Regions from separate parts of the Mus musculus genome. Here region 2 is linked to region 1. A link is a contact called in ENCODE Hi-C or POLR2A ChIA-PET data. All regions are on one chromosome and are shown on one strand. The core of a region is the stretch at or near the end of the contact, and the rest is flanking DNA. Distances in the headings are between cores, read along the strand shown.

The links. A loop is a pair of places that touch in the nucleus more often than their neighbours do. ChIA-PET counts read pairs that join two places held with the same protein, here RNA polymerase II (POLR2A).
Region 2: a loop to region 1 is called in a map of T-helper 17 cell, with 2.3 times the contacts of the local background. The contact joins the promoter of Laptm5 here to the promoter of Zcchc17 in region 1. A Hi-C loop is called at or near these places in 1 of 37 maps with a recorded cell type or tissue (T-helper 17 cell). POLR2A ChIA-PET finds 5 or more read pairs at or near these places in 1 of 5 experiments (embryonic stem cell).

Annotation. Positions count from the first base shown.
Region 1 is chr4:130,357,573-130,361,588 of GRCm38, forward strand. Zcchc17 (zinc finger, CCHC domain containing 17) reads right to left here and starts at 2,420. Exons shown (of 8, transcript NM_153160.5): 1 at 2,304-2,420. Snrnp40 (small nuclear ribonucleoprotein 40 (U5)) reads left to right here and starts at 2,560. Exons shown (of 10, transcript NM_025645.2): 1 at 2,560-2,777. The coding sequence starts at 2,634.
Region 2 is chr4:130,912,054-130,915,885 of GRCm38, forward strand. Laptm5 (lysosomal-associated protein transmembrane 5) reads left to right here and starts at 1,263. Exons shown (of 8, transcript NM_010686.4): 1 at 1,263-1,381. The coding sequence starts at 1,295. It overlaps Gm38599 (a long non-coding RNA gene), which reads right to left and starts at 1,839. Exons shown (of 5, transcript XR_001784452.2): 1 at 1,722-1,839.

The DNA.
Region 1 (4,016 bases), core at 1,170-3,669:
TGGCTCATAACAGTATGTAACTCCACTCCCAGAGGATCTGATGCCTTCTTCTGGCCTCCTTCAGCACCAGGCTAATATACAGTATACATACATTCAAGCAAAGCATTCATACACATAAAATAATAATTCTAAATAAACCTAAATAAAATTATGAAGAGCAATATCTAATAACACCCCCCCATCCTCTCTCGAGACACGATTCTCTGTCTCAAGAACACTATGGAAAACACAGACTAGTTTTGAACTCACAGAGATCCACCTGCCTTTGCCTCCTGAGTGCTGGGATTAAAGTAGAGCACCACTCCACCCTGCCTTTTTTTCATTTGCTCTATCCACAGAACAGAGGCCTTAAGCAATTTTAAAATTTTTATTTGGTGGAAGAGGTCTTCTTGCAGTGCTAAGGACTGAAACCAGAGGTCACATCAGCAGGCCCTGGCTCTGTGAGCTAGAATCTCACTATGCAAGGGCTAGAGAGAGGTGGCTCAGAGATTGAGAGCACTTGTTACTTTTTGTGATGGTTTGTATATTCTTGGCCCAGGGAGTGGCCCTATTAGGAGGTGTGGCCTTGTTGGGATAGGTGTGGCCTTGCTGGAGGAAGTCACTGTGGGGGTGGGCTTTGACACTCCTCCTAGCTGCCAGAGAGATTCAATCTAGAAGATGAGGATATGGAACTCTCAGCTACTCCTGCACCATGCCTGCCCTGATACTAATGTACCAAACCTCTAAGCCTGTAAGCCAGCCCCAACTAAATGGTGGCTTTATAAGAGTTGCCTTGGACATGGTGTCTGTTCACAGCAATAAAACCCTAACTAAGACACGCTTACAAAGGACTTGGGGTTAGAGTTTCTAGCACTCAATCGTAGTTCACATGCTAGCACTGGGCATTCCTAAGGGACAAATACATACATGCACCGGGGAGGCAGAAACAGGTGGATCTGAGTTCAAGGCCAGCCTGGTCTATAGAGTGAGTTTCAGGAGCTCCAGCTACATATTGAGACCCTGTCTTAGGGGAAAAAAAAAAAGAAGATGAAACAATGTGTCACGCTAGCAGCCTGGTATGGGTTGAAAATCCCAATGTTGCCCAGGCTAGCTTTGGTTTTGTTGCTTTTGGTTTTGAGACCTCCTGTCTCAGCCTCCAGTGTTGGGACTAAGAGCATCATCCAATCTATTCTGTCCAATTTACTCCCCTGCTATCTCAAGATACTGTTAAACCTGTCTTCAGTCACAGCTCCAGCTTGGTTCTCACTGGCATTGCTGATCAGAACTACTGTTCATGCTCCCGAAATGGTCTATTTACTCCCAGTAAACCTCTTATCTTTCTCCAATCTCATCACACCATTAAGCCTGAGGGATCAAGTCCTCTTTTGCACCACATTCTGGAGGAGAGAGAAAACTATCGCTGGCTTCCTATTAATTTTAAAGTAAAAGCTTCAACTTCCTGCAAATCTTCATGACTTCCAGGTTCATCCCATACCATATTCACTTTAAGCTAGCGCTCTCGCTCTCGCTCTCTCTCTCCCCCCACACCGGCTCTTTGTGTCTCCCTCATCTTTCCGACTGATAGAACCTGCTGTTCTGTGCAGAACGTTCTCCCTTCCTCTCTTCCCCTAATTAGAACCGTCCCATCAGATAGGAACCGCTCAGATGTCTTTTCCTTTAAAAAGCCTTCAAGTTTATATTAGTAACTCACAGCAAGAGGCATCGCTTGTTTAGGTAGTCTTCCGATCAAATGGTTTTTGTTTAACATCAAATTTGTTTAACACGTTTCCCACACTCTGGGGTAGAGGACCATATTTCTTCAGAATGACCCCCAAACGCACTGCACAATAAATATCATTTGGACCACTTTCGAGAAGACCTGGCACGCAAGCATGATTGTTCGATTTCTCAACTAAACTGTGCTTCGGAAGAACCATCTGATACTTTCCTCATCACTGGCTGTCTCGGGGACATAAATTAAAGCCCTTTTAAAAAGACGGCTAAATCAGTGACAACTAAGTCCGCCGCCTCAGCCAAGTCCGGCACTGAAGCCTGGAGGCCAGGACTCGGGCCAGCACAGAGCTAGACGCAGAATTGGCATCCTGCAGAGCAGCTGTCAAGGGATAGCCGTCTGAGGGTTCGAGTCCTGGAGCCAGAGATGCCAAAGCTCCGCTCCAGCCTACCAAGGGACTTCTCTTTCCGGCGACACCTCCTGCCACCCCATGCTGCTAAGGCTGATAGCTGAAAAGGGCAGGCTCAGGCCTATCACCACCTCGCACCTTCCAGATTGGAACAGCCACCCGCCTGATTCCCCACACACTCACTCCGCGTCCGCGCCTAGCAGGACAGCCGCTTCATAGCTAGGAACGCCAAACCTGCTCCGCTCGTTCTCACCCACGATGCACTGCGCGCCCGAGGGGGCGGGGGAGAACGCCAGCTCCGCGACCCAATCCCAGAGTCGCCTTCTCGTGACGTCATCAGAATGGGACCAATCACAAGAGTGTATTCAGAGGGCTTTCCAGAAGGAAATGTTAGAAGCCAATTGGTTGCTCCTCTCCGGAAGTTCTGGAGGAAGAACTCAGTTGGAACCAATTGCGCGGCGCCTCCGGTCGGCGGCGCGGTTAGTGGCGGCGCCGAGGAGAGTGGCTGCCGCCATGATCGAGCAGCAGAAGCGTAAGGGCCCGGAGCTACCCCTGGTTCCCGTCAAGCGGCCGCGACATGAGTTGCTGTTGGGAGCGGCAGGAGCCGGCCCCGGAGCGGGGCCGCAGCAGGCGACTCCAGGGGCATTGCTGCAGGCGGTAAGTGGGGAGTCATCCCGCCTTTGGCCCTCCGCCCCTCTTCCTACGGATGATGTCGCCTCTGAGGGAACGGAAAGACAGTGAGCCTGAAGTTAAAATAGGCTTCTGTGAAGGTGCCTGGTGTTCTCTGTGTGGTTCATACGTGTTTCCCTAGTAGACGCCTGTTTTCAGCCCTTCAGTGGCATTGAATCATTTAAAACCTTGGCCTCAAAATCAAGACCCAAGCTTCCGCATCCTAAATCTTCAGGGGTTTAGCATAAAAGAAACATTCAGGAAAGTTTGCAGAGTGGACGAATGAATGAGAGGGGAGGCAATGGAAATGAATGATAGCTCGCTTTACTACCTGGTAGAACTTTTTTCTTTCTCTGCATTTATAATTGTAATTAACACTCGTTGGATGTTATCTTGGATGTTTTGCGTGTGAAATTTCCATTAACCATGGTACCTGACTGAAAGAAGCTGTTACTTTGCAAATGGGGAAGGCAAACTTTTTTGTATCCAGAAGATCCATGGCTCCAAGCCAGTGTAGGCTATTTATTATGGCAAAGTCCTGTTGAAAGAGAGAAGAGAAGAGATCTGTGTAACTATGATCTTTTTTTTTACCTTCTTGTTAAAACTGTTTTTATGTCATCTGACATCACTGCAGGTAGAGCTTAATTTAGTATTCCTGGTTTTTGTCTTTGAACCAAGGATTGGTTATTAATCCAGTAGCCAGGGGAATCATGGAAATATTAAGTCACATGGTATACTCTGCTGAAAACATTATGTTGGCTTTCTATTGTGCGTTTTTTTAAAAATCAAATTCTCTGTAATAATCCCCTCCTTACCTTGTTCATCTACCAGTTTTCTGGCATGTCACTTGGCTCAAGACACCGACTTATAATGTTCTTTCTTTCCTTGGTGCTTTTGCTGGAATGTTCTTTTAAATGCCCACATGGTCAGCTGTTTGCTCTTTCAAATCTTTGCTCAGACACCAGGTTTTCAGAGGGGCTTTCCTGACCACTGTGTTTCAAGTTGGAGTGTCCTGTAATCTGGAACCCATACTGTTTCTTCCCATGGCACTCAGCACTGGGTGGCTCTGTGTGCCTTTCTCTCACTTTCCACTAGAATGCAAGGTCTACTGTTTTACTGAGTGCTGTTTTAGGCGTGTGTGTGTGAGTGTGTGTGTGTGTGTGAGTGTGAGTGTGTGTGTGTGTGTTTCATATGTGGGGAGGGGGAACTCAGTGGCCAGAAAAGAAT
Region 2 (3,832 bases), core at 13-2,512, 550 kb after region 1:
CTAATTCCAACGTTTCTTAGAGAGTGGGGAAGAACGCACAATCCCAGGTTTCTGTCTCGAGGGACCCTGCAAAGCGGGTTCGGCCAGGGGTCTCCCAGATCTCCTCCAGGGGTTACAGACCACAAGAGAAAGAGCCTATTACAGGGGCCTGGTACACACTCATGCCTATGGCTTCCCATGTGACAATTCTTCAGAGCCCAGAGTGAGGAGGAGATGGAGATGTGTGAGAAGCCCAGCTTCAGGGAGGGCCTCTAGGGCAGCGGTTCTCAACCTTCCTGGTGCTGTGGTCCTTTAACACAGTTAGTTCCTCATGCTGTGGTGATCCCCACCCATAAAATTATGTTTTGTTGCTACCTCATAACTGTAATTTTACTTCTGCTATGAGTTGTAATGTAAATATCTGATATCCAGAATATCTGATATGTGACTCCCATGAAAGGGTCGGCCGACCCCTGGACAGGTTATGATCCACAGGTTGAGAATTACTACTCTAGAGGCAGTTGGCCTCCGTTCCAGTTCCCACTCCTTTTTAGACTATCTTGGTGACTGCAAGGGAGAAATGGCTTCATCCTGTGCCTCAGTTTTTTCATCTGTGCAATGGGGATAAGAATAGCACCTCCTCCTGGGAAGTGACAGTATTCGCCTTTAATCCCAACACTTGGTAGGGAGAAGCAGGCAGATCTCTATAAGTTTGAGGCCAGCCTGCTCTACAGAGTGAGTTCCAGGACAGCCAGGGCTCTACAAAGAAACCCTGCCCCCCCCCTCCCCCCGCAAACCAAACCAAATCAGACCAGACCAAACCAAACCAAACCAAACCAAACCAAACCAACAGTCCCTCCCTGGAACAGCCCAGGTAAGGAGCTAAGCTTCACAGGATCTCGAAGGAGCAGTTTACTGACAGCTACTGTTTTTACAACCAGACACATTTGAGTTTGAATCCTTCCATTAGAACTACTGTTTGATTAGGGACAGATTTCCATATCGGATTCTTTTTCTAGAAAAGGGCTTCTAGGGCGGTGTTCAGCATCCAGGAAGCAGAGTGCATATAAATGCGGAGCCCAGCCCTGGTGAAGCATTGGAGCCCCTGGGAGTGGTAGATGCCTCAGTCGGGCTCCCTGTGACCCCCCCCCCCCTTCCCTCCCCTGCAGCTGCTACAACCCAGACTTACAGACCTGGCCCCTACCGTCTGAGGGCAAGGCGGAAGTGAGGCAGGCAGCCTGTGGCTTCCTCTTTTTTGTTCTGCTGTGGGCCCAAGACTCCTTACTCAGAGCCTCCGAAGAGGGGACTGCGCACCATGGCCTCCCGTGCAGCGCCGGTCAGACAGACATGCTGTTGTTTCAACATCCGAGTCGCCACCATAGCCCTGGCCATTTACCACATAGTGAGTATTGGGGAGTCTGGGGTGTTTGGTGTGTGTGTGTGTGTGTGTGTGTGTGTGTGTGTGTGTGTGTGCGTGAGGACACACTGAGACCTTCCAACTGGGGGATTGCTACCTATTACTTGTCTGTGGGACCCTGGACAAGCCCTGTGCTACTCTGGGCCTTAGTAGTTCCCTGTGGAGTTGAACAGAATAGTGCCCTTTTGGTTGTGGCTGTGCAAAGAGAAAGGCAGGCTGGCAACGGGGAGGAGTGCAGGTTGGGATTGTTCCAGGATGCCAAGCTCCACACAGGCCCGGGTGTAGGGCTTTCTGGGCCCTTTCCTAGTCTGGGGTCTGGGTTTACCTTTGGACTTCTACTGGGAACCAGCGACTGCTTCCTCTCAGCTCACAGCTCAGTCAAGCTGCCACCTTCTCCCTTCAAGGATGGCTTAAGCTTTGTGGCTGGGGAACTGCTTGGGGGTGGTGGGGGGCAGCCAGCATGTCACAGTGGCTGTCATTGTCACAGTGTGACCCCAGGTCCAGTCTTAGTGACCAGGGATAAGGCTCTCCCTTTGGAGTGGCCTAAAGTTGGAGTCTCTGTTCTCTTCTGCTGGGATTTACCCCTCACCCCCTGCCCCTGGCCACACTTAGCTCTCTGAGGCCCAAACATTTCTTGGCTTCAGTGACTCAGACAGAACCTGTGGCTAACAGCTCTCCTGGGCCTGGAAGAGCTTCCTCAAAATCAACCTAAATCCGTAGGCTGCTGCGCAGAGCCTGGTGACATCTGCTTCCGGCCACAGGCCGTGTGGCACCAGGCAGTGGTACAAACCAGTTCTGTCCTGAAGCTCTTGTGTGCACCTCCCTGCCCCCCTCCCCCATTCCCAGCCTTTGCTGTGCAGTCTCACATGACTTGTTGAACCTCTCTGAGCCTGTTTCTTTAGATCAAAACAGAAGATGAGGATGATAAGAGCTGTGTGTTGGGTGGCTGTGTGGGTGAAGTTGATATCTATAAAGCATGAGGGACATGTGCAACATGGTCCCCTGCCTTTCCATGAGTGTGTCTTGACCCACCTGTCCACCGAAAGCAGGGGTTCTCAACCTTCCTAATGTTGCGACTCTTAAATACGGTCCCTCACGTTGTGGTGACCCCACCCTCCCCAACCGTAACATTATTTTCATTGCTACTTCATAACCATAATTTTACTACTGTTATGAATCATAATGTAAATATATTTTTAGATAAAGAGTTGTCAAAAAGGTCTCAACCCATAGGTTGAGAACCACTGTTCTAGGGCCTGGCATGGGGGATGGGGAGACTCAGAGTCTGTCCTGTACAGCCTCAGCCAGCACAGGAGCTGAGAGGGGCGGTGGCACTCTGTCTCGGCATCAATTCTTTCAGATTGTCATTGCTGAGATAGCACACCATTCTGGGAAGGACGTGACAAGGGTCCTTATGCCAGCTCTGCCAGAGCCAGCTGTTTGAGCTCCTGGGAAAACCCGGCTTGGGGCTTGCTTCCCTATCTAAAGTGGAGACCAGGGGCTGTGGATGGGATCTTTGAACTTAGACGTTTGCAGTATGCTGGAGGTGGGGGTGGGTCACTAAGTGGCTTCAGTGGGGTGGAGGGGCTTGCGGTCGCTGGAACCCTTGCTCCATCTGCTCTGGTGGCTCTGCTCCTGTCTTGCAGAGAAATGTTTCCTGTCTGATTGGCTGGCATCTCAGAAGAGCATAAACATATTAAAAAGTAAATAAACCTGGCAGGCTGCATCGTGCAACCATTGGGTTTTCTTTTTATTCATGCGGTCTAAGCACCTCAGCTGTGGGTGCATGAGTGATGTCCCGTTTCCATAAAGATCAGGACACTGTGGGTCAAGCGATCAGGGAAGGCTTCCTGGAGTGAGTGTCACAGGTGGGGATACTGTAGTGTGGGAGGGGGAGTGTGGATGAGGAGCTGGTGTGCCCGAGGTATGCCAGGTTCCGGACCCTACTGAGACAGTTGGTGGGGGGAGGAAGTGACTTTGTGTGAAGTTGAGCCTTTGAGCCTTTCCTCTGGTGCTCCAGTGTTATTTGGGGCTTGGTCATTCTTTGCATTGTGTTAAGAAGGTCACCTCCTAGCCACCGTTCCAGGTCCCTAGACTTTGAGCCATGATTGTGCAGTCTGCAAAACCACTGCGTGGTATGTGAGTCATTCAGAGCCATGGAATGTTGTAGAGCCGCGGGGTAGGGGTATAAGAAAGAGCAGAGAAGCCTGAAAGTCAGATACCCATCCCAGGGACTGGGTTAGAACACACAGATGATCTTCCTACCTCCTTGGCCAGAGGCGCTTTTCCACTTCCATCAGGAAAAGGGCTGGGGGTTGGAGGGGGGCTTTCCTTTGGCACAGCAGGTGGGTGCCAGGTGTGCCAACAGGACGTCAAACATCTGGTAGAAAAAAGAGAAGCCACCACCAGATGTACCAGTCACTCATGCTGCCGTCA